4 separate regions of the Homo sapiens genome follow, and all the other regions are linked to region 4. A link is an interaction called in ENCODE POLR2A ChIA-PET data of the cell type or tissue named here. Cell type or tissue: OCI-LY7. All regions are shown on one strand.

Region 1 (8,000 bases), 630 kb after region 4:
CCCATGGTGAGTACTGCCTGGGTGCTGCTGATGTTTATTCAGGGCCCAGGGTCTCTTAGTCATCAGATGATAAATCCTTCCAGGACTGGGTCCTTCCCTTTAGGGCAGTGCATTCCCTTCTGGCCCTGGGTATGTCTAAAAATGTGATCTGGGAGCTAGGGCTTGGAATGAGGGCCTTGGGACTCTACCTTGTCCCCTATCCTACTGTGGCTGAGCTGGTATCCAAGTTGCAAGACAAAGTCCCCTTTACTCTCCTTTCTCCTCTCCTCAAGCAGAAAGGAGTTTCTCCTGGAGCTGTAAGCTGCACTGCCTGGGATTGGAGGAGGGGTGATGTAAGCACTTCCTTGGCTGGCTGGCTGGCTGGTATCTCACTAGGTCACATGTACCCTAACTCCACTGGCTCCAAGCCCAGCACAACACCAGGGCTTGCCCAGGAATTGCAGTACTTGTGGCCTAGACTGCCTTTCAAGTTTATTTGGAACCCCAGAGTGCTTTAGCTTGCCATGGTGGGGCTTGCTGGAACTCAGATTCTGACCAGTGGGATGGGTGGTTCCCCTCTGGCTGGGGCTGGTCTAACTGCCCCCTCTGTGAGTACTGGCTGAATTCTGCCCCATGTTGCTTTCAGCTGTGGCAGGCAGCACTGAGTTCTAATGCAAAGTCCCACAATCACTGCACTCTCCCTCCCACAAGTACAGATTCTCTCTCCACACCATGTGGCCACTGCCAAGAGATGGTGGAATGGTGGTGTTGGCAATTCAAGACTGTCTTTCCTATCTTCTTCAGTGCCTCTTTCAGTGATACGTAGTTAAAACCAGGTACTGTGATCTCTCACCCGATGTTTGGTTGTTATGAAGGTTCTTTCTTGTATGGATAATTGTTCAATTTGTTGTTCCTGTGGGGTACAGGGGGGAAATGATGGCTGGAGAGTTCTATTAAGCCAGCTTGCCCTGCCTCCTCTCCCCAAAGATAGGTGCTTTTAAACGCAAAAGTCCAGTTTATAGGGTTGCATGATTAAGTTTTGAGTTTTCCCTCATACTGAAATTTGTGTTATCTTTAAAAAATAAATACATGTTATATATACAGTCGACATATATTTGAACCACTGTGGTAAGGAAGAGTACAGGCTTTGAAAACAGAAAAATCTGAGTTTGGATCCTGGCTTTTTAAAACATCATTTATGGCTCTCTCAGTTGTCTCATCTGAAATAGGAGTTATTTATGCCTATCTTACCAGGGACATTAGGGATAGAGGTAATATTGAGAAACTCCATAGCACATAGTAGGTGACCAATAAATAAAAGAAAAAATATTTTCTTTTTTTTACCTTTTCTTCTTTTTTTTTTTTTGAGACAGAGTCTCACTCCTGTCAGCCACGTCGGAGTGCAGTGGTGCAATCATGGCTCACTGCAGCCTTGACTTCCCAGGTTCAGGTGATCCTCCCACCTCAGCCTCCCGAGTAGCTGGGACTATAGGTGTGTGCTACCTCACCCAGCTATTTTTTGTATTTTTTTTGGAGACTGGGTTTCGCCATATTGCCCAGGCTGATCTCAAACTCCTGGGCTCAAAGCAATCCGCCTTCGGAAGGATTTGATAAATTCTTCCAGGACTGGGTCCTTCCCTTTAAGGGCAGCGCATTCCCTTCTGGCCCTGGGTATGTCTAAAAATGTGATCTGGGAGCTAGGGCTTGGAATGAGGGCCTTGGGACTCTACCTTGTCCCCTATCCTACTGTGGCTGAGCTGGTATCCAAGTTGCAAGACAAAGTCCCCTTTACTCTCCTTTCTCCCCTCCTCAAGCGGAAAGGAGTTTCCCCTGGAGCTGTAAGCTGCACTGCCTGGGATTGGAGGAGGGGTGATGTAAGCACTTCCTTGGCTGGCTGGCTGGCTGGAGCTTTCGGCTCAGCCTCCCGAAGTGCTGGGATTACAGGCGTGAGCCACAGTGCCTGGCCGAGGTATTTTCAAGTACACACATAAATAGATCATACGGATAAAAGAAACAATGTAAGAGACCGTTGTAATCATGAACTCGTATACCTAACCTAGCTTCAAAATGTGTTCAAAAGGTTAACTAATTACATTTGCGTATGATCCTATACCCCACAAATACAGAACTTTTTTTTAAGTCACAAAGGAAATATAACGAACATTGCCGTAGTCTCAACATCTATTCATGCTATTATTTTATCTTTTAAATTTTGCCATGTCAGTAGTTATCTCCCCTTTTAAATTTCAGATATTCATTTGTTCCTTCTCCCTTTTTTCTTGATTAATCTTGCCAATGGTTTATTATTATTATTCTTTTAGCAAACCAACTTTTGGCTTTGTTAATCCTCTCTATTGAATATTTTTGGTTTTATAAATTTTAGTTCCTATATTTATTATTTTCTTCTCTTTACTTTGATGTTTTTCTTTCTGGTTTGTTGTTGTTGTTGTTGTCTTGCTTTGTTGCCAAGGTTGGTCTTGAACTCCTGGCCTCAAGTGATCTCCTGCCTCAGCCTGCTCAAGTGCTGGGATTACAGATGTGAGCCACCATGCCCAGCCATCTTTCTTTCTTTCTTTCTTTAAGGCTATATTCCCTCAAAATTTTAATTTTCCTATATCTTACAAGTTTTCTTTTAAAACAGCTTTATCAAGATATACTTTATGTATTATGAAACTCACTCATTTCAAGTGTATAAGTCAGTGATTTTTAATTTATTACTGAGTGGCACTACCATTTCCATTAATCAATTTTAGAACATTTTCATCCCCTCAGTAAGCTCTCTTATGCCCATTTGCAATAATCCCTGTTCCCACCCCTAGCTAACCACTACTGTACTTTTTGTCTGTATGAATTTGTATTTTCTGGACATTTGTAAGTAGAATCATCTAATATGTGGTCTTGTCATGTCTAGCTTCTTTCACTTCATTTAATGCTTTTGAGGTTCATCCATGATGGGGCTTGTATCAGGATTTCCTTCCTTTTTATTAATGAATCCATTGTATGAAGGTCCATACATTTTGATATATAGTATTTTCATTATCATTCAATTTCAGTTATTTAAAAATTTTCATTCCATCTTCCATGACTCATGACCATGAGTGATTTGGAAGTGTGTTTCTGAAATTGCCAAATTATGGAAATAGAAAAATTCATCTTTTTGTTATTGATTTTAACCAAGTTGCATCACGGTCAGAGAATGTGTTCTTATGACACTAATTATTTGAATTATTGGAACTTTTTCTTTAGGGAATAACAAAGTAGCCAAGTTTTGTAAATGTTTCATGTTGCTTGAGAAGAATGTATACTCAAACTGTTGAATGCAGGAGCCGGTTATATCTGTTAAATCAAGCTTGTTATTTGTGTTGCTCTACGTCTTCTATATCTTTACTAATTTTTGTTTACGTGTTGAGAAATGTGTTTTAAAATCTTCCACTGTTAAATTGGATTTTCAACTTTGTCCTGTAGTCTTTTACTTGATGTATTTTGAGGATCTGGGGGTAGGGGGTGTTAGGAATGTTTGTTTCTTGGTGCCACAAAGAAACAGCATTTGAACATAAATTTAATTTTCTTAGTAAGACAATTTTTACTTTTTGTAGAAAGGGTGCTCATCGCAGATGGAACAATGGTGAGAGCACACCTGAACAAAGGGAGGAAGTAATTTTTATCCCTTACACAGCTTGTCCCTGCTACTGTGTCCTGTCTCCATTGGCTGGAGCCAGACCTCACAATCTAAACTGAACCCGATTGGCTAACGGTTTAAAATTTTTCTAAATAGGTAAAGGCAAGGGAGAATATAGGAAAAGAGGAAGTTGCTTATGCCAAATAGGGGAGGGGTCTTAGGCTGTGAGCTGGAATGTGCCTGTAAGCATGTCCAGCACAAATATCTTGGGTGAGGTGCAAGGATACAGAATGTACTACGTGCCTGTGAGCATGTCTAACAGTTACATTAGGGCTTAACAAAGAGTTATTAGCACAAAGCAAGGAGGCTTGAAGGAAGTTAGTCTTTAAAAGAAACTATTATTTTTAACACTTATGATTTATTTTTTTAATGAGAAGGAAAATTTGAAGAAGAAACTTTTTACTTTCTACAGGGGTATATACAAGTTTAGAATTTTTATATCTTTTTGGTGAATTAATTTTTTATTGTTATATAGTGACCCTTTCTGGCTTTAATAATACTTTTTGGGCCAGGCGTGGTGGCACATGCCTGTAATCCCGGCACTTTGGGAGGCTCAGGCAGGCGGATGGCCTGAGCCCAGGAGTTCGAGACCAGCCTGGGCAACATGGTGAAACCCCGTCTCTACAAAAAATTAGGCAGGTGTGGTGGCGTGCACCTGTAGTCCCAGCTACTCCAGAAACTGAGGAGGAACGATCAGTTGAGTGTGGGTAGGTAGAGGCTGCAGTGAGCCAAGATTGCTCCACTGCACTCCAGCATGGTCGACAGAGTGACAACCTGTCTCAATAATAATAATGATTTTTGGCTTAAAGTCTTCTTTATATTAGTAGAGCATAACTAGCTTTCTTTTATTAAATAATGTTTTCTTAGTAACCCTTTTCCATCCTTTTCCTTTCAATCTTCCCATGTTCTCTTTTTTTTTTTTTTTTTTTTTTTGAGATCGAGTCTTGCTCTGTCGCCCAGGCTGGAGTGCAGTGGTGCAAACTCAGCTCACTACGACCTCTGCCTCCTGGGTTCAAGAGATTCTCCTGCTTCGGCCTCCTGAGTAGCTGGGATTACAGGCACCCACCACCACACCCAGCTAATTTTTTAGTAGTGATGGGGTCTGGCCATGTTGGCCAGGCTGGTCTCGAACTCCTGACCTCAGGTGATCTGCCTGCTTTGGACTCCCAGAGTGCTGGGACTACAGGTGTGAGCCACCATGCCTAGCCCTCACCATGTCCTTATAACTGAGATACATCTCATAAACAAGGTTTAGTTGGATTTTTTTTTTAAAGCCCAGTATGTCAACTTCTCATTCTTTTAACTGGCGAGTTTAGCCCATTTGTTTATTGTCACTATATTTGGACCTGTATTTTCTGTTTTCCATTTGTTTTGTCCTTCCAATCCCATTATTTTGTCTCCTGTTTTGGTTCATTTTGAACTATTTGAGGTTTTTTTTCATTTGTTTTAAAAGTTTTCTTCATCCTCCCCAACCCCTGCCATTTACTGATTTGAAAGTTATACATTTTATTTCCATTTCTGATTTTTCTACTTTTCTACAAATTAGAACATCATTCTTGTTTTATTAAAAAAATTGAGATTTACCAATATTTTTCCTGTCTTACTATTTCTTTCTATATTTCAGATCTTCATTGTGAGTTCATTTTCCTTTCTCCTTGACTACCTCCTTTAGTTTAGATACTTTTTTTTTCTTTTTTTGAGACAGAGTCTTGCTCTAATTCAATTTCTGTATCTGGCCGTTTTTAGGATATGCTCTTTGTTTTTGGTATTCTGCTCTTTCAGTACAGTGTGTCTAAATGTGCAATTTTTATTTTTTAATTTTTGCTGGTATAAATTGTATTTCTTTTATTTGTGCCTTTTACTAGTTCTGGAAACTGCTCAACCATTATTTTTTTTAGTGTGATAAAATATGCATGACTCAACTATTATCTTTAAAAATAGTCTCTCTCCTCCATTTTCTCTATTTTCTGCTTCCAGAACTCTAATAAGCTTATGGTGAACCTTTTCATTAATTCCTCATATATTTTAACTTCTCTGTCATGTTTTCATCCCCCTTTCCCTCTACAGTACATTCTAGGTAAGTTCTTCAGATCTGTTTCTCACTAATTGTCTCCTCTTGCATCTAATCTACTGTTTAATGTATACATCGAGGATTCTTTCCCCAACAACTATACTTTTTATTTATAAAAGTTCTATTTGTTGTTTTATTAATTTGCCTAATTTTTATAGTCCCTTGTTCTTTCTCACTTTTTGACTCACATCCATATCCAAAAATACAAATATCTGAAGTCCTTGGGGGGTCTAAATCTATTATTTGTTGGTTTACCCCAGCATTCTTGTGGTAGCTTGTTTCTTTAGTGATTTGTGAATACCAGCCAATATTTGTTTGCTCTTAATCTGTGGGACTCCTAGAGGCCTAGATAATTTTTTGCAAAAGAAAATTCATACTGCTTCTTCCCAGAGTCAAGGAATACTCACAGCCTGGTGACCACTTTAACCCTCTTCCAGAGCCTATTTTAATGTAGAATTGTGGGCTCGGCTCAGTTTCCTTGCGTTTGCCAAGGGCCTTGTCTGGCCGTGTCAGCACAGGCATTGCCCACAGCACACCTGCCTTTCTTCTTCGCTTGCTGCTTCTCTTTCCTAGCTCTGGTTTCAGCTTACATTTTTGTTGTTGTTTACTTCTAACAAGTCCAGCAATGCATTAAACCTATATTTTATGTAGAGAAGCCAGGAGAACAGAGAAAAAAGTGTATTTTATAGATTTAGCAAGGATGGGACAAATTTTCTGAAGAATGTAAACATCCCAGACTTTGAGAAATTTTACTTTAAGAACTCTACTGAGGAAGTAATTAGAAATGCCCTCAAACATTTATGCTCTGAGGTATTCACTCAAATGGTGTTTCATATAATGGAATAAAAAACTAAGCCTTTGAGCTAGACCTTTCTCACTCATCTGCCTATCTTAATCCCAATTTCATGCATCTGTAGCATTAAAATAAAATGAAACCAAACTACATGAATCCATACCAAAAGCACTGTAAGGTAAAGCAGATCATTACTGAAAATGTCTGGGGAAGAGAGAGGACTGAGGTTACCCTTCATCTTATCCAGCAGCATTTCCTTAAAGATCCTTTAACACATCTCTCCATTCCCCAAACTCTATTTCTATAGCCTGAAACCTTCCTTGCTGTGACTCTGCCTCTGCATCACCAATACCTGTTCCCTTCCCCACAACCAGGATTATTCTTCTCACTTATTTCTCCAGCCACCTCTGAAATCTTTTCCATTTCTAGATTTTCTCCTCTATTTTTTTTCCTATATTCAACTAAAATCTTTACTGATAAAGTCCATTTGAAAATTTTTAAATCTTCTGTACATTTCTAACATTTTTATATTATGTATCTGAACTTAAAATCTAATTCATCCTTTAGCTTCCTTATCTTAAGGTTAAATCAGCCTGATTTACTTAAATCTTCCTTTTTAAATGTGTTTTCCTTTTAATTACTTTGGTTGTTTTTACCTTTTTTTACTTTTCCCATATTCTTTTATAGTATCCCAAACTGAGCATAGAATTTTAATAATAGTGTAATAGAGCTATTACTTTGTCCTTAGATGTATTACATCCTTTAAGCTCTCTATACAGCAACACTTTCCACCCTTGTATGTAGGAGAAATTTACATTTCATTTTTTAAAATGGCCCTCATAATAGTTGAAGATGTTAGAAAGTATAAAAATCATATACTTTTTTTGTCTCTATGTGTGTCTATACTGAGTAAACCAATGACATAGAGATGGAATCCAATGTATACAGACTGGAGTATTAGAAAACTGACTCTCAAAAACTGGCTCCCATTGTTGCAATAGGGCACAATTATTTTTGTCTTGATATATAGGCTCAAAACTTGGAAGTAATTTTTTAGTAGAGTTTTGCCTGTGGAGGTTTTGGTTTGTATATTTGACTTTTTAAATGTTTAAAACATTTAAAAACACACAAGACAGCGCTGTTTTGATCACAAAAGAGTATGCTATCTTTTGCCATATGTATGATCTTTCTTTTCCTGTGAGATCATTACTAGTCAAGCTCTAGTTTAAGTGAAAAATGTGGAGATGCTGCTTATTGCTATGGGCAGTTTTTAAAAGAATAAAGCAGCAGGCCAGGCGCGGTGGCTCACACTTGTAATCCCAGCACTTTGGGAGGCCAAGGCGGGCAGATCACCAAGTCAGGAGATGGAGACCATCCTGGCCAACATGGTGAAATCCCATCTCTACTAAAAATACAAAAAAAAACTTAGCTGACTGTGGCAGTGCGTACCTGTAATCCCTGCTACTCTGGAGGCTGAG
Region 2 (8,000 bases), 410 kb before region 4:
AAAGCAACTGTCTCTGTATGCATTATTCCCTCCATATTTTTTAATATCTTGGATCACTGCACCTTACTCACTACTACCCTCCACCTGAACATTTTCACAGGCCACCAGTGGTGAAACATTTAGCAATTTGTGCCAGGGACAATCTGTAGTCGCCCGCTAGCCAAGACTGTGTCCTTTTCACCTGCTATTTGGTGGAAAAGCCAGTCCCAAATTCCCAGCTTACAGCCTGTTTCCTCTGAAAAACAAGTGCCAAAATGGGATTAAACATGCAAGGATTGTATTAGGGGAAATGTCTGTGAGATAAAATGAGGAGGGAGCTGGAAAAGGCTGGGAGAGACATCAGACCGTTATGCAAGAATCGGCCTGATCGAGAGACGGAAGGAAGGCTGGGTGGAACCACCCCCAACTGCCACGTAGTAGAGGAAGGTTCAGAAAAGCCTCCAGAGAATTATCATGCTAAAAACAGCTATCCACGGAGTCCTGCATCTCCCAGGAAGGGGCTGCCTCAGTATCCCTGACTCATTCAGTCATTGGCTAGGAACAGCCCATGGCAAGCTTGAAAGTTTTTAACCCATCCTGGCTAACATGGTGAAACCCCATCTCTACTAAAAATACAAAAAATCAGCTGGGCGTGGTGGCGGGCGCCTGTAGTCCCAGCTACTCGGGAGGCTGAGGCAGGAGAATGGCGTGAACCCGGGAGGCGGAGCTTGCAGTGAGCCGAGATGGCGCCACTGCACTCCAGCCTGGGCGACAGAGCAAGACTCCGCCTTAAAAAAAAAAGAAAAGAAAAGAAAAGAAAGTTTTTAACTGCACCACGAATACAGGGATGGACGTCAGAACACAGCATCTGGGGACTTTGGTCAGTTATGCTCCTTGTAGTTGGAGGTCTGGAAGCCTGGAAGTTTGTGACTTTTTTACTGTGAGCTCATCTTACTGGAGTTGTTTACTGTTGACATTCCAGGACATTCGGGTATGGAGATGTTCTTATCAGGCAGTTTCTAGTTTGCTTCTGTTGGAGCACTATGTGTTTTACCAGATAAAGACTACTTTTTTTTCTTTTTTTTTTTTTTTTTTTTTTTTGAGACGGAGTCTCGCTCTGTCGCCCAGGCTGGAGTGCAGTGGCACCATCTCGGCTCACTGCAAGCTCTGCCTCCTGGGTTCATGCCATTCTCCTGCCTCAGCCTCCCGAGTAGCTAGGACTACAGGCGCCCGCCACCACACCTGTTTAGTTTTTTGTATTTTTAGTAGAGACGGGGTTTCACCGTGTTAGCCAGGATGGTCTCAATCTCCTGACCTCGTGATCCACCCACCTCAGCTTCCCAAAGTGCTGGGATTACAGGCGTGAGCCACCGTGCCTGGCCAATAGACTACTTTTAATGTGATTTCCTTGGTTTGGCTTACCTACTCTGTGCAGGGAGTTCTAATTCAAACCCCGTGGACTTTTGTAGTAGGCTTCCTTGCAGCCTCCCCAAACAAGACAGAGTTTTTCTAATCGCTGCTTCATGGGTATGTACCACAGTCATTCATGGTTCCTATGTGTATGCAAGAAATGAAATTCCGTATTTCCAAATAACTAAAAGTGAAACTGGAATGTTCCTTAAAAAAGAAATGATAAATTATTGAGGTGATGAGTATCCCAATTACTCTGATTTGATCATTACATGTTGTATGCTTCTATCAAAATATCACATGTACCCCTAACTATGTAAAACTAGTATGTATCCATCACAATTAAAAATTTTAAAACTTTAAAAAAGAAACTGGTCCCAGGTTTTATCTTAATATTAATTTTCAGGCCAGCCTTGGTGGCTTACGTCTGTAATCTCAGTACTTTGGGAGGCCGAGGCGGGAGGATTGCTTGAGGCCTAGAGTTCGAGACCAGGCTGGGCAACAAAGTAAGACCCCGGCCAGGAGCAGTAGCTCATACCTGTAATCCCAGCTCTTCGGGAGGCCAAGGCATGCGGATCACCTGAGGTTGGGAGTTCAAGACCAGCCTGACCAACATGGAGAAACCCCATCTCTACTAAAAATACAAAATTAGCTGGGCGTGGTGGCACATACCTTTAATCCCAGCTACTCGGGAAGCTGAGCCAGGTGAATCACTTGAACCTGGGAGGCAGAGATTGCTGTGAGTCGAGATCGTGCCATTGCACTCCAGCCTGGGCAACAAGAGTGAAACTCCGTCTCAAAAACAAAACGAAACAAAGCAAGACCCCGTTTCTACTAAATAAATAAATAAATATTTAAAAGATTAATTTCCAGCAACGGGACCATGAGTCAAAGAATGTTATGGCTTTTGATATATATGTAGAAAGTATTAGGCAAAATGCATCAGTTTACATGCCCATCAGCAGCCTATAGATTTTGCAACTTTTCTAACATACCTATCTTTTAAAAAAAAATCTGCTAATTAAATAAAGGTGAAAATTTTCTGATTGTTTTATTCTGTTTTTATTCATTGATTTTGGGTCATAAAACTGAGCATTAAATGACCAAAGAACAACAGTGACCTGAGGTGCTGACCTGAGGACTGTTTAATAATAGTCCACAGAATGGTCAGGATGAAGACCCAGTTTCTCTGGAGGTTGCTGTCCACCTCTTGAATCTTCCACCACTTGCACCCTGCTCTTTGGTCAGACCAATCCTGTGAACCTACGAGGCTCTCTGAAACTTTGATTTTCTCCTTCTGCCTGAGCTGCCCTGTTTTTCATTAACCTGATGAAGATCTACTTTTTCCATGCAGTCTTTCCCCTCTTCCTTTTCCCTCATCTCCACCCCGGTAGATTACCAACCACTCTTCTGCCATGACTGGATCTTATAGTTACTTCTGTCAACATCAACAACACTCCATTGCCCTTGTTAATTTGCAGATCTTCTCCCCATATTCTATTCCTTAAAGTCAGGAACCACCTTGGTTTTATTGTTATGCCATCAGGATTTTGAACAGTAAGTGTGCACACAGTAGATATAATAAATAAAGTGTTCCAGAATTACCTATGAGAGGGGAAAAAAAGTGGCATAGCTTTACATTCATGTGTTTTTTTTTTTTTCTTTGTCTGCCCTCTTTGCATTTCTTTTCTTTGGCCAACCAGCACACTCAAGTGTCTACCCATCTTATGTTAGCTTCTATAAGGCAGCAACAAAACCCTCCTAAAAGGTTAAACGGTCTAAGCCTAAAAGGTTTCCTAAAAGCCTAAATAGTCTGAGTTCACATGTTTTGGAGGTTCCAGGCAGGTATCAAAAAATCACAATGAAAACTCAAATAATCAGGCACCAAAATGTTTTTTTAAATGCAGATATACAGTGTTAGATAGAAAAACATATAGATGCCAAATCAGAACTTTCCATTTTAATCTAGACACACAGCCCTACTTTTACTAGGATGCTAGCAGGAATGCTGCTAAGACTCAAAGCTGCTCTTATGAATCTGTAACTTCTAAATTGTATTAGAGTTGACAGCACTTGCTGAGCCTCTGCTGTGCATTAAGAGGAGGCTTTAAATGATTTCCTGATGTCCATGGAAAAGAGACTTTCAATGGGATTGAAATTGATTAAACAATAATAGAATGCCATTTTTAAGATTCATATATCACAGCCTTTTTAGCTTTAGGTGAAAGCAACCTGAAGTGAAGTTATAACTTTCATGAACATATATACAACCCCGGCCATCTCCAGCAGACAGTGCAGCAATGCTCTTTCTCTCTCATTCCCAGAGTAAAAGTAGCTTAACAAAGAGCATGGAGTGTAAAAGGGAAGTCCCAAGGAGAAGGCCTTCATCCCTTTTACCACCTCTATTCTCCACAGTTCTAAGCTCTAACACTGGTCCAGAAGAAAACTAAGTCTTGTCACGTACTTGAATGTGGACCATTACTTTAACCCTAAAAATGCATGAGGAATTGGATCTGCTTGGAGGAAATCACATAAAAACATTTGTAAGCTGAAAATATGTTAAAAACATTTTAAAACATAATAACCTAGAGTTTCTGTGGCTTTGCTAAGCCAAAAGAGGGGAAAAAAAAGGAAAGAAAACATACTTCTCATTTCTAGATTTGCATCATCTGGAGTAACTGAATATATGCCCAAGAGACTTCCTTGGGTCTCAGGCTCCAATAAAGTTGAATTTAAAAGAATTTGCACCTGCTCATTTTTCCTACAACTTATAAAGTTATGAGGTTGAGTGGAATTACATCTATAAAACAGAAGAGAGTCTTGAAGCAAAGTCTGGTCAGGAGAGAAAAGGAAGCCAGAAAGGCTGCCTAACAAAATCCCTGCTTCTCTCCTTTCACCCTACAGCCCCTCCGTCAGCAAGTACAGTTGAGTTCAAGGCACCTCCTTATTTAAGTTACTTGAGTGACTTGAGTTCCTGTTCAGTTTTGTTTGGTCCTGGAAGATGGACTAATCAGAATCGAACATAAAATCACAGGGGGTACTCACAGACTCTAGACCTACCTAAAACAAACTGATAAGTGTTGTCATTGACTCCTACTTTCTTTACCAGGAATTATTACTCACCTGTGCACCATGTAGTCTGAACTAGAAGAAAGTACCATAATGGAAGACATTACCCGTAATGTTTACAAGAGAAGACAACAAGAAAGATGGTTGTGAACAAAACTTATGAAAGCAGGTATTTATATGCCCATACGTAGTATATGGGTAATGAATTAAATGATTTTGATTTTCGTTCACACAAAGATAGTGGAATAAGACTGATGCTTTGGATGTAGAAAAGAAAGATTAGATCATGATCAAAAGAAACCAGTGTAAAAGAAGATGAGGGCAGAAAAGCACTCTGTTACAAAGTTATATACCCGCAAGGAATGTGACTCATAAAACCAAATGGATCCATGAGGAGAGTATTTATATCCATTTTTTGTTATTTTTATTACAAAATCTATGCATGTTAAGTACAGAAAATTTTTAAGAAACTCATATAAACAAGATAATTCCTATACCCATAAATAATGTGTTAGCAATGGTATATGTATGCATACTAAACCATGAGCAAAGGACCCTAGCTGTCTTGTTCACAGCTGATAACTCAGTGGATATTCTTTGGATGAATGAATTTAAGATGTTTTTTCTATGCATATATACATATAAAATGGAGTTATCCCATACACACTATTTTGCACTTGACAGTATATGACAGACATAGTTCCATGTCGAATTATCTCCATGTCAGTATATTTCCATCTACCGTATTTGATTGCTGTGTTTTATGACATGGAGGTACCATAATTTACATGACTGATTCCTTTTCTGTCTGAGCCCACTGGTTGGAGGCATTTCCTCCTTTTTATATTTCATTTATTTGTCCCTCCTTTTCCGTGAGCTCTAATAGTTAATCTCACGCTTTCATGAGCGTTTTGGTTTCCTGAAGAACTTGTTAAAAATTCAGACTCCTGAGCTCCATCCCTGGAAATCTGAATTCATTTGACTAAAGGGGATCATGGGAAACTGTATTTTTTAGAAGATCCTAAGTGATTCATCCACAAGAGGGTGGGAAGACCACACTGTGAGAATCACCATTTGGTCAAGCTACAGAATACTATAGGCATATTTCCACTCCTTTTCATTATTTGCAACCCTCCACCCTCTGGAAGCCCTGACCCGATTTTGAGAGAAATATATAAAAATCTGCTTCCAGACCCCAGAGATGCAAAATAAAGGACTTGATGCTTACGGATTCTTAACCATAGAACAGGCCAACATATACAGTCAGTCAGAAACATGCAGGTCTTATCACATCTGCTGCTTCTGAAAACAAGCAACCATTTGAGACAAATCAGTGACAGAGGGACACCTCCCAGGTTGTGAGAAAATTTTGTCCGCTGATAAAATTCTACCTAATTCCAATTTTACAGAGGCTTTGGATATGTGTGTGTTCGGTTAATTAAACCTTTCCTTCAATTAGCCCATTAAAAAAGTCCAGAAAGATCAGAAAGCATACTGGGAACCTCCTTTATCATTTGTCTCACTGATTTGTCCTCCCACCTTCCTGCCCCTCCACCACTGCCTCTCACCCTGGTCTGTGGCTTTGTGCTGGGAAGGGCTGCCACAGGAAGGGGGATGGAGAAGTGTCACTTACAAAGTGTTTCAGTTGAGTAAGCTCCTTTTCCACAGTCAGACTTGGAAACCCAAGGCTTATTGGAAGCCAAATAATAAATCCTGTGACCAATCAATCACCGCATTAATTGACAAGCATGGGTAGGAACCGTAATAGCAGTGGGAAATGAGGTCTGATCCCTGTAACAAGGAACGCAATGGAGCTGGAATCATGTTCTAGCAGAAGCAGAAATCAGCCAGCTCTGGCTGCCATCATCTCTCCCCAGAATGGCCGCAGCAGCCCTCTGATTGATGTCTTTGCCTCCTATGAGTCCCCTCACCTCTTCTCCAGAGGCTGGTGCAAATCTGAGCACATAAGATGTCTTCTTAAAACCCTTCCATGACTCTCCATGACATCTGGCATAGAATCCAAACACTTTAGCATAGCTATCAAAGTCCCTCAAGATCTAGCCAGTGCTTTTCTCTCTCCAGACTCACCTCCTGTCTCTCCTCCCACAGCCCTCCCCTCATGCATCAACACACACACCTACTATGTGCTCCAGCCATAACCACACTCCGTGCAGATTCTCTGATTCACCACACTCCCTCAACTCAGGGCCTTTGCCACACACTGATTTCTCTGCTTGGAATATTCTCTATCACTCTTGCTGCTTCTCCTCCTGACAAAATTCTGCCTAATTTTTTAGGTCCTATTTTATACACTGTTCCCCCAGGAAGCCTTCTTTCATCCTTATCCCTTGTAGTGGTAGTAGGTTGAATAATGGCTACCCAGAGATATGTCCTAATCCCTGGAACTTGAAAATGTTACCTTACTTGGAGAAAGTGTCTTTGCAGTTGTAACTGAGTTAAGGATCTTGAGATGAGAAGATTACCCTGGATTATTTGGGTGGATCGTAGATGCCATCATAAATGTCCTTATAAAAAAGAGGAAATTGAAGATCATATAGAAACATACAAGGCAGAAGGTGATGTGAAGTCAGAGGCAGAGACTGGAATGATGCAGCCACAAACCCAGAAATGCTGGGGAGCCACCAGAAGCTGGAAGAAACAAGGCACTGATTCTCCCCTAGAGTCCCCAAATGGAGTGTGGTCCTGCCAGATTTCTAGCCTCCAGGACCTTGAGAGAATAAACTTTTGTTGCTTTAAGCCACCAAGTTTGTAGTAATTGGTTACAACAGCCTCAAGAAACTAATATGCCCTCCAACCTGGAAGAGTTCTCTCTTTCCCTCTTTTCCCAGGGTACTTACAGCACTGAACTATTATCACCTATTTACTTGATTTCAGACTCCACGAGATTAGAATTAGGAGCACTGTCTGCTCTGATCCCCACGGTATCCTCAGTGCCCAGCACAGGGCCTTTCACACAGGAGAGGCTCAATAAGTAACTGTAGAATCAATAGATGGATGAATGAATAATGGAATGAATGCATGCATGCACAGGGAAAGCTTTGCTTAGAGCGATAAAACAGGGATACCTAATAACTATTATTTGAAAGGCTGTTATTTAGAGAGGGAGAGGAAATACAAATGTATTGAATGTCTACTGTATCAGCCACTATGCCAGATGACTAATGTCCATTATCTCATTAATACAACATTTTTTTTTTTGAGACAGAGTTTCGCTCTTGTCACCCAGGCTAGAGTGCAATGGCGCAATCTCTTGGCTTACTGCAATCTCTGCCTCCTGGGTTCAAGTGATTCTCCCACCTCAGCCTCCTGAGTAGCTAGGACTACAGGCGCCTGCAACCACACCTGGCTAATTTTGTATTTTTAGCGGAGATGTGGTTTCACCATATTGGCCAAGCTGGTCTCGAACTCCTGACCTCAGGTGATCCACCCACCTCAACCTCCCAAAGTGCTGGGATTACAGGCATGAGCCACCGTGCCCAGCCAATACTCACAACATTCTTAAGGAGTAGTTATTATTGCCC
Region 3 (8,000 bases), 710 kb after region 4:
CATATCACAAAGTCTCATTTTTTGTTCATAATTTTATACACATCTACACATGCATGTATGTGTATATGTTCCAACATTGTTCTCAGCCTTCGAGCTTCCCAAGTACTACACAAATAGTTTTCAGCACTTAGAATAAATTACATTACAGTTTTCACGAAGAATTAAAAAAATAACAATCATTCTCATTGCCTTTACCATAAGTTAATTTTTATTTCAATTTAGATTTATTGAACACCTAGCTTTCAACAGTTCCAAAAATTACACAGTATTTAAAAATCAACTCAAGTCATGAAATATATTCACAGATATCATCTTTAAATAACGAATGCAATTCCAATGAATATCTTATTTATTCTTTGACCGAGTTTTTGCATTTCTACATTATGTGTGAAATGAAAATGTCACTAATTAGCAGCACAGAAAATGGTAATCATAGCATGGAGCCATAACCATCATGGTTATAGTGAGTACTGCATTTCAGAAACACCACCATATATAGAAAAATAATAAATGTGGCCAGGTGCGGTGGCTCATGCCTGTAATCCCAGCACTTTGGGAGGCCAAGGCAGGCAGACTGCTTGAGGTCAGGAGTTAGAGACCAGCCTGGACAACATGATGAAACCCCATCTCTACTGAAAATACAAAAATTAGCTGGCCATGATGGCATACACCTGCAGTCCCAGGTACTTGGGAGGCTGAGGCACGAGAATTGCTTGAGCCTGGGAGGCAGAGCCTGCAGTGAGCCAAGATCGCACCACTGCACTCCAGCCTGGGCAACAGAGCGAGACTCCGTCTCACACACACACATGCACACCCCAAAAAAAAAAAAAAAAGAATAAATGTGAATTTGTTGTATTGTTACAATTTTTAAATCTGATGTTAATAGACAGGTATGAATTCTCCTAAAAAAAGACAAACATACATAATCAGGTAAGTGATATATAAATATCCCTATTGAAATCTTTATTAAATCAACACAATAATTGTTTTTGTTATTTCAGAAGCCAAAAAGAAAAAAGAAATCAATGGAAAACGACAAATCCTTGCTGCCCATAATATCAAGGAAATAGCCAACAAAAGGATCATATTTCCACACCCACTATCTTAGAACCATTTTTCTGACCTCCTTAAGTTGATCTGTACTGCCCCAAGATGCTGAGCGCTTGTGAGACCCTTTCTTCTTTTCAGAGTATTCTTCAGCCCATGCACTCTCTGTCTGTAATGAAAAAAGAGGGGAGGTGTATTTAACAAAAATCATTTCACAACAATGTCTACCATATTTTTCTATTATAAAACATATTTCCATTACAAAAAAATTAGACATTAAAAATAATTAACACAAATTACTCAAAATTCTCCTGGCACCAGTTACTTAACTGGTATTAATTACAATTAATATTTTGGCATACTTCATTTTTATTGCTAATAAAAAATTAGTATTTTTACATAATTATAATTATACTACAAATAAAGCATTTATGGAACAAAGTTAACTATATATAATAACTAGAGTTACCATAGTTAACTAACATATAATAGCTAATAATGTCAGTTATTATTAGCACGCACCAGGCACACTAATAATAGCTAACATTCTTGTGCTCTTATGTGCTAGGCACTGTGCTTTCATATGCTTTATCTGACTTAACACATGTAAGTTGCCTAAGGTGTTACAAGCGGCAAAGCCAAGAAATAAACCTGAGACTCCAGAGCTTGTAATATTAACTTCTATATTATGTCTAGTCTTGCCATAAGTATCTTCAGAGAACAGCTTCAAAAATGTTAAACCTGGCTGGGCGCGGTGGCTCACGCCTGTAATCCCAGCACTTTGGGAGGCCAAGGCGGACAGGCCACGAGGTCAGGAGTTCGAGAACAGCCTGACCAGCATGGTGAAACCTTGTCTCTACTAAAAATACAAAAATTAGCGTGTGCTTGTAATCCCAGCTACTCAGGAGGCTGAGGCAGGAGAATCGCTTGAACCCGGGAGGTGGAGATTGCAGTGAGCCGAGATCGTGCCACCGTACTCCAGCCTGGATGACAGAGGGAGGCTCCGTCTCAAAAAAAAAAAAAAAAAAAAAAAAGTTAAACCTTAAGTAGTTATACCAAACCCAGAATTTAAAAAGTGTATTGGGAAAGAAAATACAAATGAGTTCCTAGCACATGAAACTATGCTCAACCTCACTGATAAGAAGGGAAATGAAAGTTAAAGCTTCAACAAGATTGAGCAATTTGCTAATATAAACTCTCCTATATTGTTAGTGGGAGCATACAGCCTTTATGGGGGGATATTCAGCACCTGCTGTCAAAGTTATAAATGCGCAAACTGACACAGCAACCCCTTATTTAACAATTTATCCTGCACAGATACCAAATGCACATCTTTATGTACAAAATGACTTGCCTATTATTCCCTGTAGCACTGTTCTTACAAGTAAGACTGAAACAATGTAAGTAAGTTAGATTTATTTAGGTTTGGCTAAATAAATTATGGTATACCTTTATAACAGAGTACTGTGCAGCTATAAAAATGAATAAGGAAATTCACAATATACAGACATGAAATAATCTCCATGATATACTGTTAAGTGAAAAACCTCAAGGCTCAGTACCGTGTGTATAGCAACTGCCTTTATATGGGACTGCTAAAAAGAATGCATGTGTGTGTAAATTATATCTGGAAGAAAATAGATGGTAACAAAGAAAATTGGTACCAGTGGCTGTCTCTGGGGAAAAAGACCCTTAGTGTATACCCTTCTGTACCTTCTGAATTTTGTACATGAAATAATAAAAAATACCAAAAAATACTGTGCAGTTTGAATATCTTTTGCACTATTAACGTACCAATTACTAATTATAAAATGGTCTAGTTTCAAATGGGGAAGGAAAAGTTTTCAAAAATGAAGACACTGTGATTCTAATTAGTCATGTCCCAGGTCTGGATCTTCTCCTTATAGCCAAAAGGACTCCATTCTGACAAGGATCCTTAAATACACTGAATCAAAAGGAAGGGCTACAATTTGGTCAACTTCCCACCACTCTATGCCCTATTTCACCCTAAACTCCAGTTTCACTTTGAGGTTACCAACTGATGTCACACATCCCAGAGGTGACCCCTACTGTACTTATAATTTCTCATATTAGGATCCACAGGCTCTTTAAGTCCATTGTTAAAATACCTGTCACAAAGATCAACATGTAAATAGGACCATATAGCATAAAGTATCAAAATCAAAAACCAAAATCAAAATAATAAACTTAATACTATAAAATTTAAAACCTTAACAAATGAATTTTTTTTTTTTAATTTTTAAGTTCAAGGGTACATGTACTGGTTACATAGGTAAACAGGTAAACTCGTGTCATGGGGGTTTGTTGTACAGATTATTTCGTCACCCAGGTACTAAGCCTAGTACTCATTAGCTATTTTCCCTGATCCTCTCCCTCCTCCCACCCTCCACCCTCTAGAAGGCCCCAGAATCTGCTCTTCCCCTCTATGTGTCCATGTGTTCTCATTATTTAGCTCCCATTTATAAGTGAGAACATGCAGTATTTGGTTTTCTGTTCCTGTGTTAGTTTGCTAAGGATAATGGCCTCTAGCTCCATCCATGTTCCTGCAAAGGACATGATCTTGTTTATTTTTATGGCTGCACAGTAGTCCATGGTGTATATGCACCACATTTTCCTTATCCAGGCTACTGTTGATGGGCATTTAGGTTGATTCCATGTCGTTGCTATTGTGAATAAGCAGCATAGTATGCGTGGTTCAGAATCACATATGTTGGTGTTAAACAAACATGTTTAAGTTTCAGATCAGTTAAATAACATTTTTTGGGCCAGGCGTGGTGGCTCATGCCTGTAATCCCAGGAGGCCGAGGCGGGTGGATCACGAAGTCAGAAGTTTGAGACCAGCCTGGCCAACATAGTGAAACCCCGTCTCTACAAAAAGTACAAAAAATTAGCCGGGCGTGGTGGCAGGCACGTGTAATCCCAGCTGCTTGGGAGGCTGAGGCAGGAGAATCGCTTGAACTTGGGAGGTGGAGGTTGCAGTGAGCTGAGATCTCGCCACTGCACTCTAGCCCGGGCGACAGTGAGAGGCTCCATCTCCAAAAAAAAAAAAAAAAAAAATTGTATCTTTACAAGATGCTTCTCTTATATGAATTTTTAAATTCCTCATTTATAAGAATAATGTCAGGCCAGGCACAGCGGCTCATGCTTATGCATGGCTAATCCCAGTGCTTTGAGAGGCCAAGGCTACAGGATCACTTGAGCCCAGGAATTCAAGACCAGCCTGGGGAACACAGGGAGACCTCATCTCTAAAAAAATGTAAAAAATTAGCTGGGCCTCATGACTCACGACTGTAGTCCTAGCTACTTGAAAGGCTGAGGTGGGAGGATTGCTTGAGCCTGGGAGGTTGAGGCTGCACTGAGCTGTGCTTGCTCCACTGCACTCCAGCCTGGATGTCAGAGCGAGACCCTGTCTCAAAAAAAAAGGAATAATGTCATCTACATACTAAAATTATAAGGTAATTAAAGGAGTTAGTATATGTAAAGGGTTTAATTTTTAAGCACGGTGCCAAGAACAAAACATTCACTCAGTAAATGTTTATTATTATTTTCATTCCATTAGGCCAAGTAGTCGTAACTTATTTTGTTATCTCTATGGTCATAAAGATATATGAAAGAATGCAAATATTTTTTGATGAAAAAAATGACCATAATAATTTCATGTAAAACAGAGGATAGAAACAGAATAAGTTTTATGAAAATAGTTTTTTGCAAATTCTAATCAAATGTAAATGATAACCCCTCTTTCATACATTTTATATTACTATTTATATGAAAACTTCAGGCTAAAATCATGATGAAGAGATGCTTTATAAATACAATTCCAAATTCAAAAATTGTTTAAATTTTTATCCTTGCATTTCAAATGTTAGTTCAATATTTAATTCAGAGCTTATAGAGGTTCTCAAATATAGTTAGAAAAAAAAAGTTGGTTTATACCTCTCCTCATGGAAGAGGGGAGGAACCCTTAGAGATAAGAGGGAATCCCTCTATTTAGGAAAACTCCTTAATATAGTAAGTGAAATACAAGGTTGCAGAAAAATGTATAGAATATGATATTTTGTGTGTAACCAAAAAAAATCAGTTTTTCTTGTTCATTTGTGTTTGTGTATGTGGTTGTGTGCTTGGGCACATGCAACCTCCAAGAAAACAACTGAAGTAGGCAAGGATCATCAATGGAAGTGAAAACTACTAGGTAAAAGCTACTAAAGAACAGGATATTTGTGCGGTGCCAAAACTCGCAAATTACTTGCTAATTACAAAACCAAACAGTTTATTTTCTTTCCAAAGTGAATAATTCATTTAAAAACTTAATGTAATTAAGGAAAAAAGTGCGAGAATGACCTGTTCTAAATTAAGAAAGACTTAAGAGAAGCCAAGTGCAATGTATGAATGTGGAACTGGGTCCTTTTGGGTCCAAGTGTAATGTATAAATGTTGAATTGGGTCATTAAAAAAAAAAAAGACATATTGGGGAAATTTTAACATAAACTGGTTATTATGTGATATTATGGAATTGTTAATTTTTTTAGGTGACCTAATGCTGTTGTAGCTATATAGAAAATATTCTTAGGAGATACATATCAAAATATGTAGGGATAAAAATGTCATATCTCCAACATACTTTCAAAAATTGCAGCGCACACACACACACACACACACACACACGACAGGTAAAGCAAATATGACTAATGTTTAAAACTCTTGAATCACAGCTGTAGTATTCTGATTTTTTTTTTGTATATTTAACATTTCCATAATAAAAAGGAGAAAAATCTTAGGTCATTTCCACTGATATTTTATGAACTCCATTTAGGACAATTCCATAAAGAAATACCTCCATTAGAAAGTATTAGACCAACAAATCAATACAGAAGAATGACAGAGCTACAAAGTCATCACTTTGGAACTATTATAGTAATAACTGACTTAAGTAATAATCATCAACAAATGCTAAAACCAATGAATGTTTCTTGGAGAACAGAATATTTACAATCTCAAATATTTCTCCACAAATTACTATTAGTTACAAAGGGTTCTGATGGATCAAACTTAACATCACTGACTTCATGTACCTCTTGATCCACAGGCACAGAAAGGAACATACATCACATACAGTATTCCTAACAAAAATGTAACAAATTGAATCTTATCATAAAGGAATATATAAACCCAAGTTGACAACATTCAAAAAAATACTGGTCTACACTCTTAAAAAACATTAATGTCATGAAAGACTCAAAAACTCAGGCTGAGGAACTTCTCTAGATTAAAGGATATTGAAGAGAAATGACATGTAAATGCCATGTGTGCTCCCTGACTGGATCCTAGCTTACAGGGGAAATTGCTACAGAGAACAAATTCTGAACAACTGAAAAATTTGGAATATAAACCATATATTAAATAACAGTATTATATCAATCTTACATCTCCTGAATTTGATAAGTTTATTGGTATTTTTAAAAGTCCCTGTTCATATACATGCTGAAATAGTTAAGAAGAGTTAGAATGTCTGCAACTTACTAACGATTAGCAAATTATAACATAATTGTACATACAGACACAAAAATAAAGCAAAATGTGGCAAATGTTACTTGGTAAATATAGGTGAAAGGTTTACTGGTACTTAATATCCTTGCAACTTTTCTGTAAACTTAAGATTTTTCTCAAAATAAAAAGTTTTTAAAAATCAGGATTAATTCAAAGAAAAGCAAAGGTATATAAAAGATTCCCATAGATTTATTAAGAACAAATTAAAGATGATGAGAGTAACACTATTAATTACTAAGACAAATAAAAATAAGCATAAAGAACAACAGACAGCTTTGGTCACTTCAGTGATAAGATATTCAGGGCAGGAAAAAATACCTAGCAAAAACATCAGTTTTACTTATATGCCTAATGTAAAAGACAATTGCTTTCTTTGTTCAACTAAGAAGCTGTGCTTTGATTGTAGGACACTTAGGTATTAATAAAAAGTAAAATTGAGTTTTAATTAAATGTTTTCATTTTGTTCAGTCTTGTCTTATGTACTAGAAGGCTTATATTAAAGTATCTAATAATGTGTCAGACACTAGATTAACGATTGGAGGTCAAGAGGAAATACAGCTCTTATTCTCGAAGAGCTTCTTCTAGGAGAGAAGGAATAGATAGCTAATTATGATATATGTGATGATAGAAGTCCCCTAAGGCATCTAATCCAGAATTTGAAGGACAGGGGAGGTCGGTAGGCACAGTTTTATGGAATGAGGAGATACTACCAGAGTATGAGTCATCCAGTCAAATGGTGGGAAAAGCATTCCAAACAAACTAGATCGCTGGGCAGCATCAGTGAGTGGAGCACATAGGGCCAGGTTCATTACTGAGACCTGGAGTACATCTTCAAAATTATTTTTAATGAGGTTAAAAAATGTATTAGTTACTCCTTGACAAATATAGATGCAAAGATCCTCAATAAAATACTAGCAAACCCAACCAACAACAAAATTTTTAAAAAATCATATACCACAACGAAGTGGCATTTATCCCTAGGATGCACAGACGATTCAATAAACAAAAAAATCAACTGATATAATATGCCACATTAACAAAATAAAGAACAGCATTATATGATCATTTCAATAGATGCAGAAAAAACTCACAAAATTCACTCTTTCATGATAAAAACAAACCAGGAATAACAGAAAGTATCTCAACATAATAAAATAAAATTCATAAAGGAGAAGCCCACAGCTAACACCATATTCAATGAAGAAAAACTGAAAGCACCTTAGGTACCAGCTTGGCCACAGTGGCAGAGAGCACCAAGCAGACTGTTGGGGTTCTCGATTCCAGGCCTTGGCTCTAGATGGCATTTCTGGACCTGCCCTGGGCCAGAGGGGAAACCACTGCCCTGAAGGGTGAGTTCCACGCCAGGCAGCATTAACCACAAGCTGA
Region 4 (8,000 bases):
ACATTCCTCCACAGACAGAAATGGCTATTAAAAATGTTTTAACCTCATGTATGAACTGAATTTAAAAAACCACTAAAGTGATACTTTATACTTCTGTTTTACTCCCTAGTGGGTTTTCTTTAATTTGGATTTTTGTTGGGATGTAGCTTTTCCTAGACTGTATTTCTGTAGCTCTTTTTCTCTGGTGTATTCATGGAAAGCATCTACTGCCGCACGACACTAGTACTGTGCCTTCTTTCACTGCCCTCTGCTCTGCAGCTCTCACCCAGCTTGGCTGCTTCAAGTCTGTGCAGTTGACTTGGCTGTACTGAAAAGTGAACAGCATGGATTAACTCATCCTGCTGCTGAGGGCAGTGCAAACAGGTGCTTATTAGAGGTAGTGACTTGCTTAATTAGTGACACTCCTAATTTCTACTATGGATAATTTCAAAGTAGAATCACTCTATGCTTAGAGTTTTGGCACCAATGCTGTAGGGCAGCAGAATCTATTCTCAGTAAAATAACTTATGGTTTATTAGATATTCTGTATTGGATTTTACCAGCTTGACTTTTACTGCTCAGATGCTTTCTTTCCCCCCCTTAGACGCTGTAATTCTCTTGGGAAGAGTAACTATTCTTAAGGTTTTTACAGATACCCACCTTAGTTGTAAATTGGATAGTTTATATTTCTGGGACTTTTTAAATGAAAATGTGGAATGTTAAGTTACAAAAGACTTTTCATCAGAAAATTTCAAACAAAGTAAACATGGCGTTTTATAGTCCTCTAAAATCTAGGTGCTCCCACCCACCAAAGGCATATCCTGCAAAGGGCTGTGAACTATCTTGGTGAACTGTCTTGGGTCCCCTTTCCATGTATGTTTTCTTGTCACTGAAAACAAACAACGCTGAGTTTATCAAGAAAATTTAAATTGGGGGATCATAATAATTCCAACCAAGTGACAACTCTGACATCAAGGTTATTAGGAGCTGTACATCCAATTCAAGTTTTATTTGCTGCTATTCTGGGAGAATAAACTTGTATATGGAGAATAAACTAATAAACTTGTATCGAGGAAATCCATAAAGTTATAAATTAGCCTGAAAAATATTTCAGGTAATGGTGTGGATTGGCCTGCTTTGACTCTCAGCCACCAACAGAAATCTTTGTCACCTTTGTTCCTCAGCTAAAAGTAATTTTGTTATAAACACAAAGTGACTTTAAACAGGTAAAAAACCCATTCCTATTTTTGTACATTACCAAAAGTTTTTCATATACCTACAGAGCTAACTAATTACAACTGATTTAATCCACTCAAGTTTAGACCAGTTAAACCCATAGGATCCTGTATGGTTATCAATGTGATGCCTTGCTTTTCATAAAATAGGTATAATTGGGTCATACACTTGACGAGAGGGTGACTGTTTCTAGGGGAAGAAAACCCTTTAGATTGCAGGTAACTTTCACTTTTTTTTTTTTAATATACACTTTACATTTGTATAAATTATGCAGGGTACTCCTAACCCTGTAGAAATGTATGACCTCTCACAAAGTTGAGATTTGATCCAAAGAGAAATGCAAGTATAAAAGAATTAGATACTTATTATCTTTTAAGGTTTTTTTTTTTTTTTGGTAGAGATGGGGGTCTCACTGTGTTGCCCAGGCTGGTCTCAAACTCCTGGCCACAAGTGATCTTCCTGCCTCAGCCTCCCAAAATGCTGAGATTACAGGCATGAGCCACTGTACCCAGCCTTTCCTTATAAAATTCAAAGAGAAAATTTCTACACCTTTATCCCTCAAATAAAACAAGTGCTCAGTTCTTACCGTGCCCTTGCAAGGTCTATATGTAAAAGAAATCTGAAATTTAGCTGTAGAATAAAACTTGATAAATAAAAAGAAAAAACATACATTTCTCCAGTTGGTTTGCTCTTTGCTTGTTGAAGTAATAAACCGTTTTAAAGAGAAAATACTTGCTGTAAACCCCCAGTGCCTTCAACTCTTTTGGCAGAATATTTTTAAAGAAATCCAGCAAGCAAACTTTGAGGTGCTAATGAAAGTAAAGGAAGGTGGTATTTCTAGTTTTGGCAGAAATGAAAAGTGTCTCACAAGAGACATCACTACCCACGTGGGGTCTGGCTGCTTTCTACCAAAGACATTTAGAGAAGTGAATTGAGTCAGGGTGATGGTGAACACTACATATTTTATAGATGGTTAAGTTGAGAATTAATTATGTTTATCATGGATGGCTACTAATACCAAGCTCATGATTGTTGCAGCCTCAACGTCTTAGGCAGTAAAACTTGTCTGCAGCACTAAAGGGGGAGAAACCCTTATATTTTGCAAACTGTCCATTCGTTAAATTTATTGTAACCTAATACCAAAAACTGCCGTTTTTCATATTATTTCCCCACCTCCTACTTTTTTTTTTTTTTTTGCTACTTGTAAAATAACCCCTTCTAGAAAATAAGCATTAACTGGAATGTTTCAAACAATTTTGCTTCATTTTACTATCAGCCACTAGTGAACTCTTACAGAGATGTACATTTAAGATAAAATTAGCTTGTGCTAAGTGTTTTAAAAACATTGTTTACTGTTAAAGGGGAATTGCACATTATATTTAACTGGGATTGCTCCCTCCCTCAGTTCTTTAAAAAACAAGAGTCAAGGCTCACACCAACTTGTAGGCTGTGGGAGCTTTGCCATAGGTAGATACAATGTAGAAGTATACTTTTTTAAAGCATGAAGAAGACAAGGAACTTCATTATAATGTACCAGGTAGAGGACATTATTATTCAAAGGATTATGCACAGCTCAGTGAAGATGAAGTTACAATTTTTCTCGCAGCTTTGTTGCTATTATTTTCTTCTGCATAAATGTATGCTCATTTCATTATGTGCCTTGCTCCCTGATTGTGCAAAGCTATATATATATATATATATATATAGATAGATAGATAGATATATGAGAGAGATATATTCAGTACTACTGAGGATGTTTTTCTGAGGATGTTTTTGTTCTGCTGGATTAAGTTATTTTCCAAGTTACTCTTGCCAGTTATGTCAGTAAACTATTGTAATGGCTTAGCACACTAGTCGTACAGTCAGTGTAAATGTTTTTCATTTACATGTTTTCATTATATCAGCTTATCAAATCCTTAATAAAAAAAATTCATAGATTTCATTTAAACATGGGGACTTTGAGTGTTTGTGGATCGGCACCATTAAGAATCTGGTTTTGCATTTCATGTCAGGGTACCCAAAACATAGGCCATACACAGAAGAAATTAAGTGTGGTAAATAAACTAGTTTGATATGTTCAATTTGTTAACTTTTAAGAGTAGTTTATACCAACTAGGGAAATTTGGCCATTAAATACATTGGTGATTAAGTGACAACAGCTTTTAAAGAAAGACTTTTCTTCTCAGCCGGGTGCGGTGGCTCACGCCTGTAATCCCAGCACTTTGGGAGGCCGAGGTGGGTGGATCGCGAGGTCAGGAGATCGAGACCATCCCGGCTAACATGGTGAAACCCCGTCTCTATTAAAAATACAAAAAAAAATTAGCCAGGAGTGGTGGCAGTCGCCTGTAGTCCCAGCTACTCGGGAAGCTGAGGCAGGAGAATGGCATGAACCCAGGAGGTGGAGCTTGCAGTGAGCTGAAATTGTGCCACTGCACTCCAGCCTGGGCAACAGAGCGAGACTCCGTCTCAAAAAAAAAAAAAAGGTAAAAAAGATTTTTCTTCTTTAAACAAAGAACTAAGTACAAAGTAAAGTAATACAAAAAGGAATGCCTTTTGTTTGTTTCAAATCTTTGGAGTCACAATTACGTGTTGGACTGCCATGTGAAGGTATGTATAAATGTATAATGTGTTTGCAATCACTTTATTATGTACCAAACTAGGGCAAAAAAAGTGGAAGCCTTCCCCTTTCGTTCACCATCTGTCAATCATACGTGGTTGTGGAAACTGCACCTGTACTTATGCCTTCAGAAGCAGCAGTGTACACAGGCTGACAGGAAAACAGAACGCATGGCATGTGCCCCTTAATTGGCATATGCCCCAGATCCACAAAGCCGTTCAACCAAATGTGTAATTCCAAAGTAACCCAAAAAAGTCAAGCAATAGGCTTATTAACAAAAGATTGGATACTATCTATCTTTGAGACAAGACAAGACTGCTCTGACGCCTAAAATCCTATTCACAAATACGAGAAACCCATAAATGTTTTAGCTGGGTATTTGTTTCCTACATTATTCTTCACCTTACCTAATGATACCAAAATAATAAAGGTACAGAGGAAATAAGATGGGCTTGAAAAGTGAGAAAAGCTGAAACATCATTTTGGGTATTGTGAAGACAAACTTACTTGCTACCCTCAGATACATCATTAGAAAATTCTTTTATAATCTAGGCTCTCATAGCAACAAAGCACAGGCTAGTTAGTGGTTTGTCTTTTAGATTCACTTCTGACCAGTCTGCAATATTTTTTAGTCAACACCCATCTTCAGTGTTTGTCTGTTGAATTAAAAAAACTGTACATTAACAGAATTAGATTTGGAGAAAAGTGGTAAGAAAACCCCAGGTGCGAGTGGAGCAAAAACAGGATTAGAAAGTTCTTAATTAGAACAGCTGTCTTCAGGGAAGAAACTTGAGATCAAATTTAAAGCTCAACATTTTAAATCTTTGAAAATTTAAAAAGACGACTTCTTCAGTAATAAAAGGCAGCTCCCTGGTTTAGAGCAACAGAAAAGTCAGATTATCCCTAACACGTAAACTCAAGATACCACCTTAGAAAAAGAGGTTATTTATATAAATAAGTTAACAAGACACCTGAATATACTTTGTGGGATTTTATTTAGGTCAAGTTCTTAGTACACGGCAACAATTCCAAATACAATTAAAAAATTAAAAAGTGATGTTCCTCCACTCATCTGGAGGTGGTTTAATGGCACACAAGGAACATTACTGGCAACAGACTGCTCCCTCAAGTTCCCCTGGATGGTTTTTACTCAACTCATAATACCACCAACTCTCCCTCTGGGAGCTAAAAGTACAACTGGCCAGATCACAAATTGTTTACATTCTTTTTTGTAAGCCATTTTAAGAAAAATGGTGCATGGACACAAAATATGATAAAAACTGCTTTTCCATAGAATTCTTAAGTTGCAAAAGAGGTTTCATTTTAATGTGAAAATAAGCTTTTTTTGTTGGTTTTTCTTTTTTCTTACAAAAAACCTTAAGATATTCAGCAAGGATCATTTATACACAGCTAGGCCCCGCCGTTTCGTTTTAATTGTTTTTTTTTTTTAATAATTATATGAGATTCTCAAAACAGGAACAAAGGTCAGCACAAAGTAAACTTAAAGGTAATGAGCTCAATGCCTCCATTTAATCACTTTTATAAGGCTCTCTCCAATAAGGCTGCTGTGCTGTGCTCCTGCCAGTGTTGGAGTAATATAACATTTTTACTGCACACACCTTATGGGAAAGTGTTTATACTGAGTGTAGTTTTAGGAGGGGTAAATGAAGATTATTTCCACAAATTAAGATTGCACTTAGTACACGCCTTTACACAACTCTGATGGTATTTACCAAAACATGGCATGTCTTTTCACGTATATTCCTGAAAACACCAAATAGAACTCTTAACTTTTAAAGAAAAATACAGCACATTTAGTTAAGACAGTTGTGGTGCAGTGGAAAATTAAGTACTGAGCACTGAGTGAGAACTCTGCTGTTATTAACTAGCTGTTCATATGAAGAAGAAAACTCACCTCATCAGTCTAATGAGACAACCAGAAATTTTAAAAATTTCATCTAGCTCAAACTCAGTGATTCTAAATCTTATATGGGGGAAATTACCACCTTAACACCAATCAGGAGTTCCCGGCCAAAAAGACCAGAAGTGAGCAGATCCCATTCTTTTCAAAGACTTGTCAGTCACCTGTGAATTCCTCCATCAAACCTTTTTCAAAGGCAAAGGTGACCTTCAGGACATGTCATGCTGTCTCCACAAAGGAGAAAAGAAAAGGTAGTAAAAGATAAAAACAGTTCTTAATGCAGAAAGGTCACCTACTAAAAGAAAATGAACATAAAAAGATAAAAGCAAACTACCATCATTTTGATGCCTCCCAAAGAGAAAAATCTTTAGTTATCTTCAACATAAACTGCCAAGGAGCACAGGTACGGTCCAGACATCACGGTAAATATGCATAAAATATTGTCTAGCTGGATAATAAACACCAGCAGTAGGAAAAAGGAGGGGATGAAAATGTCTCACACCCAGTAACTTTTAGGAACATAGCAAAATTAGCAGGCCACTGTCAACTCTAAAATGGGAACAGCAGGCGCCTCTGAGGGAGATAGGAAGTAGCTAAATGATGGAAAATATTAAACAAGATAGCTTAGAAGATTCATATTTATTCCAAATGGGAGGCTGAATCTCTCAGATGTCGATTTTGACACATTGGCACTATTTTTGTTTCTGATTTATTGCCTTGGCCGTAAGTTCAAAGGCAACAATAAAGTGTACTTTCATTAATACCACCATGGACTTTCGAGTATTAATATGACAAGAAAAGACAACTATTCATTTTTTTTAAGGGGACTGGACACACAAACTTCAGGAGGGAAGAATCCCCTCTCCCATTAGAATCCCTCTATCTTGATAAAATGGTTGCTTTATTGGTCAGATTTTGGACTTGGATCGTCTGTTATAATATTAATAGTACACAGCATGTAAGATTTTCTGCATTCATTTGAAATTCCTAATACCAACCATCTTTTAATTTATAAAAAAAGAGGGAAACTTACAATAAAACAAAAAATACTACCCTCACAGATGATTAATAGCATGCAATCTATGAAATATTACATACATTAAAAGTCTCCAATTACTGTGTGCCTGACCCATCACACAGTATCCTTCCAAGACAATCTATAGAATTCAAAACTGTACAAAAATTATAAAATATGCAGAAAACCCAAAAGGTACTGTTTGTAAAACAAAGATCACACACACATTAGTACTAAATAGGGAAAAAAAATCAGCAGACCCATGGACTACCCCTGCTCCCAACCACAGGTCTTCAGTATAAAGGACTTCACCAGTGTCTTCTGCACTGCCCCCATCCCGTAGGGGTCCAAAAGACCAGCTGCATTCCTGCTGACCGCCACTAACTCTGTTTTCTGCATAGTTGTCTTCCCTGCTTCTGTAGTGGTGAGCTGTGGGAACTTTTTTTTTTTTTTTTTGATGGAGTCTCGCTCTGTCACCAGGCTGGAGTGCAGTGGCACAATCTCGGCTCACTGCAACCTCTGCCTCCCAGGTTCCAGTGATTCTCCTGCCTCAGCCTCCCAAGTAGCTGGGACTACAGGTGTGCGCCACCACGCCCAGCTAATTTTTGTGTTTTTAGTAGAGATGGGGTTTCACCATGTTGGCCAGGATGGTCTCAATTTATTGACCTCATGATCCACCCACCTCGGCCTCCGAAAGTGCTGGGATTACAGGCATAAGCCACCACACCCAGCCTGTGGGAACTATTTATTGGATTTCAAAACACCCTCTGCCTCATTAATCCACTAAGCTTTCTCAGCAAAAAGCTGTTTAAATAAATAATGGGAACATCTAATTTAAAACAGTTTTTCTAATTATAGACCAGTACACGAAGAAGAGCTTAACTTATCCAAGTATAGTCTAGTTTGGGTCCATAATGGAGCTGAAGGCTCAGAGGACATTCAGGGCCATTACACTGCAGGAAAACAAGGAATAAGGGATGTAGAAATGACCTAAGAAAAGCACGAAGTGGAATGTATACTGGAGGCAAGTTAATGAAAGCTAATAAATACAAAGTGCTGGGAAAAATCTAAAAGCAAAATAGCTATTGTAACTTGCAATGCATTAAAAACAACTTTAAAACCAAAAAGTCTTGATAAGGAAACTCTATAGTGGGGTCTCAGTTAAATGCTGATGATTTTTAATGCTCAGATAACATTAAGTGGAATATTAACTTCTGCATCCGACACCATCT

The links. ChIA-PET counts read pairs that join two places held together with the same protein. Peaks named below come from ENCODE experiments on the same cell type or tissue, not always from the same donor. Only the 100,000 strongest peaks of a DNase experiment are listed, where the experiment ranks them.
Region 1: POLR2A ChIA-PET joins it to region 4 with 5 read pairs; 2 of 35 experiments call an interaction of 5 or more read pairs at or near these places.
Region 2: POLR2A ChIA-PET joins it to region 4 with 5 read pairs; 3 of 35 experiments call an interaction of 5 or more read pairs at or near these places.
Region 3: POLR2A ChIA-PET joins it to region 4 with 5 read pairs; 2 of 35 experiments call an interaction of 5 or more read pairs at or near these places.

What each region holds. Positions count from the first base shown.
Region 1 is chr2:202,799,992-202,807,991 of GRCh38, reverse strand. The region is part of intron 9 of ICA1L (islet cell autoantigen 1 like); the gene reads left to right. Among named protein-coding and RNA genes, the nearest start is that of ICA1L, 68 kb to the left of the region's middle. In OCI-LY7, no CTCF peak of the experiment used is centred here; no DNase peak of the experiment used is centred here.
Region 2 is chr2:203,839,060-203,847,059 of GRCh38, reverse strand. No RefSeq gene overlaps it. Among named protein-coding and RNA genes, the nearest start is that of CTLA4, 25 kb to the left of the region's middle. In OCI-LY7, no CTCF peak of the experiment used is centred here; no DNase peak of the experiment used is centred here.
Region 3 is chr2:202,718,133-202,726,132 of GRCh38, reverse strand. FAM117B (family with sequence similarity 117 member B) reads right to left here. Exons shown (of 8, transcript NM_173511.4): 3 at 1,124-1,216. Among named protein-coding and RNA genes, the nearest start is that of FAM117B, 87 kb to the right of the region's middle. RefSeq lists a silencer at 7,180-7,380. In OCI-LY7, no CTCF peak of the experiment used is centred here; no DNase peak of the experiment used is centred here.
Region 4 is chr2:203,428,978-203,436,977 of GRCh38, reverse strand. ABI2 (abl interactor 2) reads right to left here. Exons shown (of 12, transcript NM_001375670.1): 12 at 4,809-8,000. RAPH1 (Ras association (RalGDS/AF-6) and pleckstrin homology domains 1) reads left to right here. Exons shown (of 14, transcript NM_213589.3): 14 at 1-3,296. Among named protein-coding and RNA genes, the nearest start is that of RAPH1, 100 kb to the left of the region's middle. In OCI-LY7, a CTCF peak has its summit at 5,134; DNase peaks (open chromatin) are centred at 3,927 and 4,557; H3K4me3 peaks cover 851 bases; H3K27ac peaks cover 1,782 bases.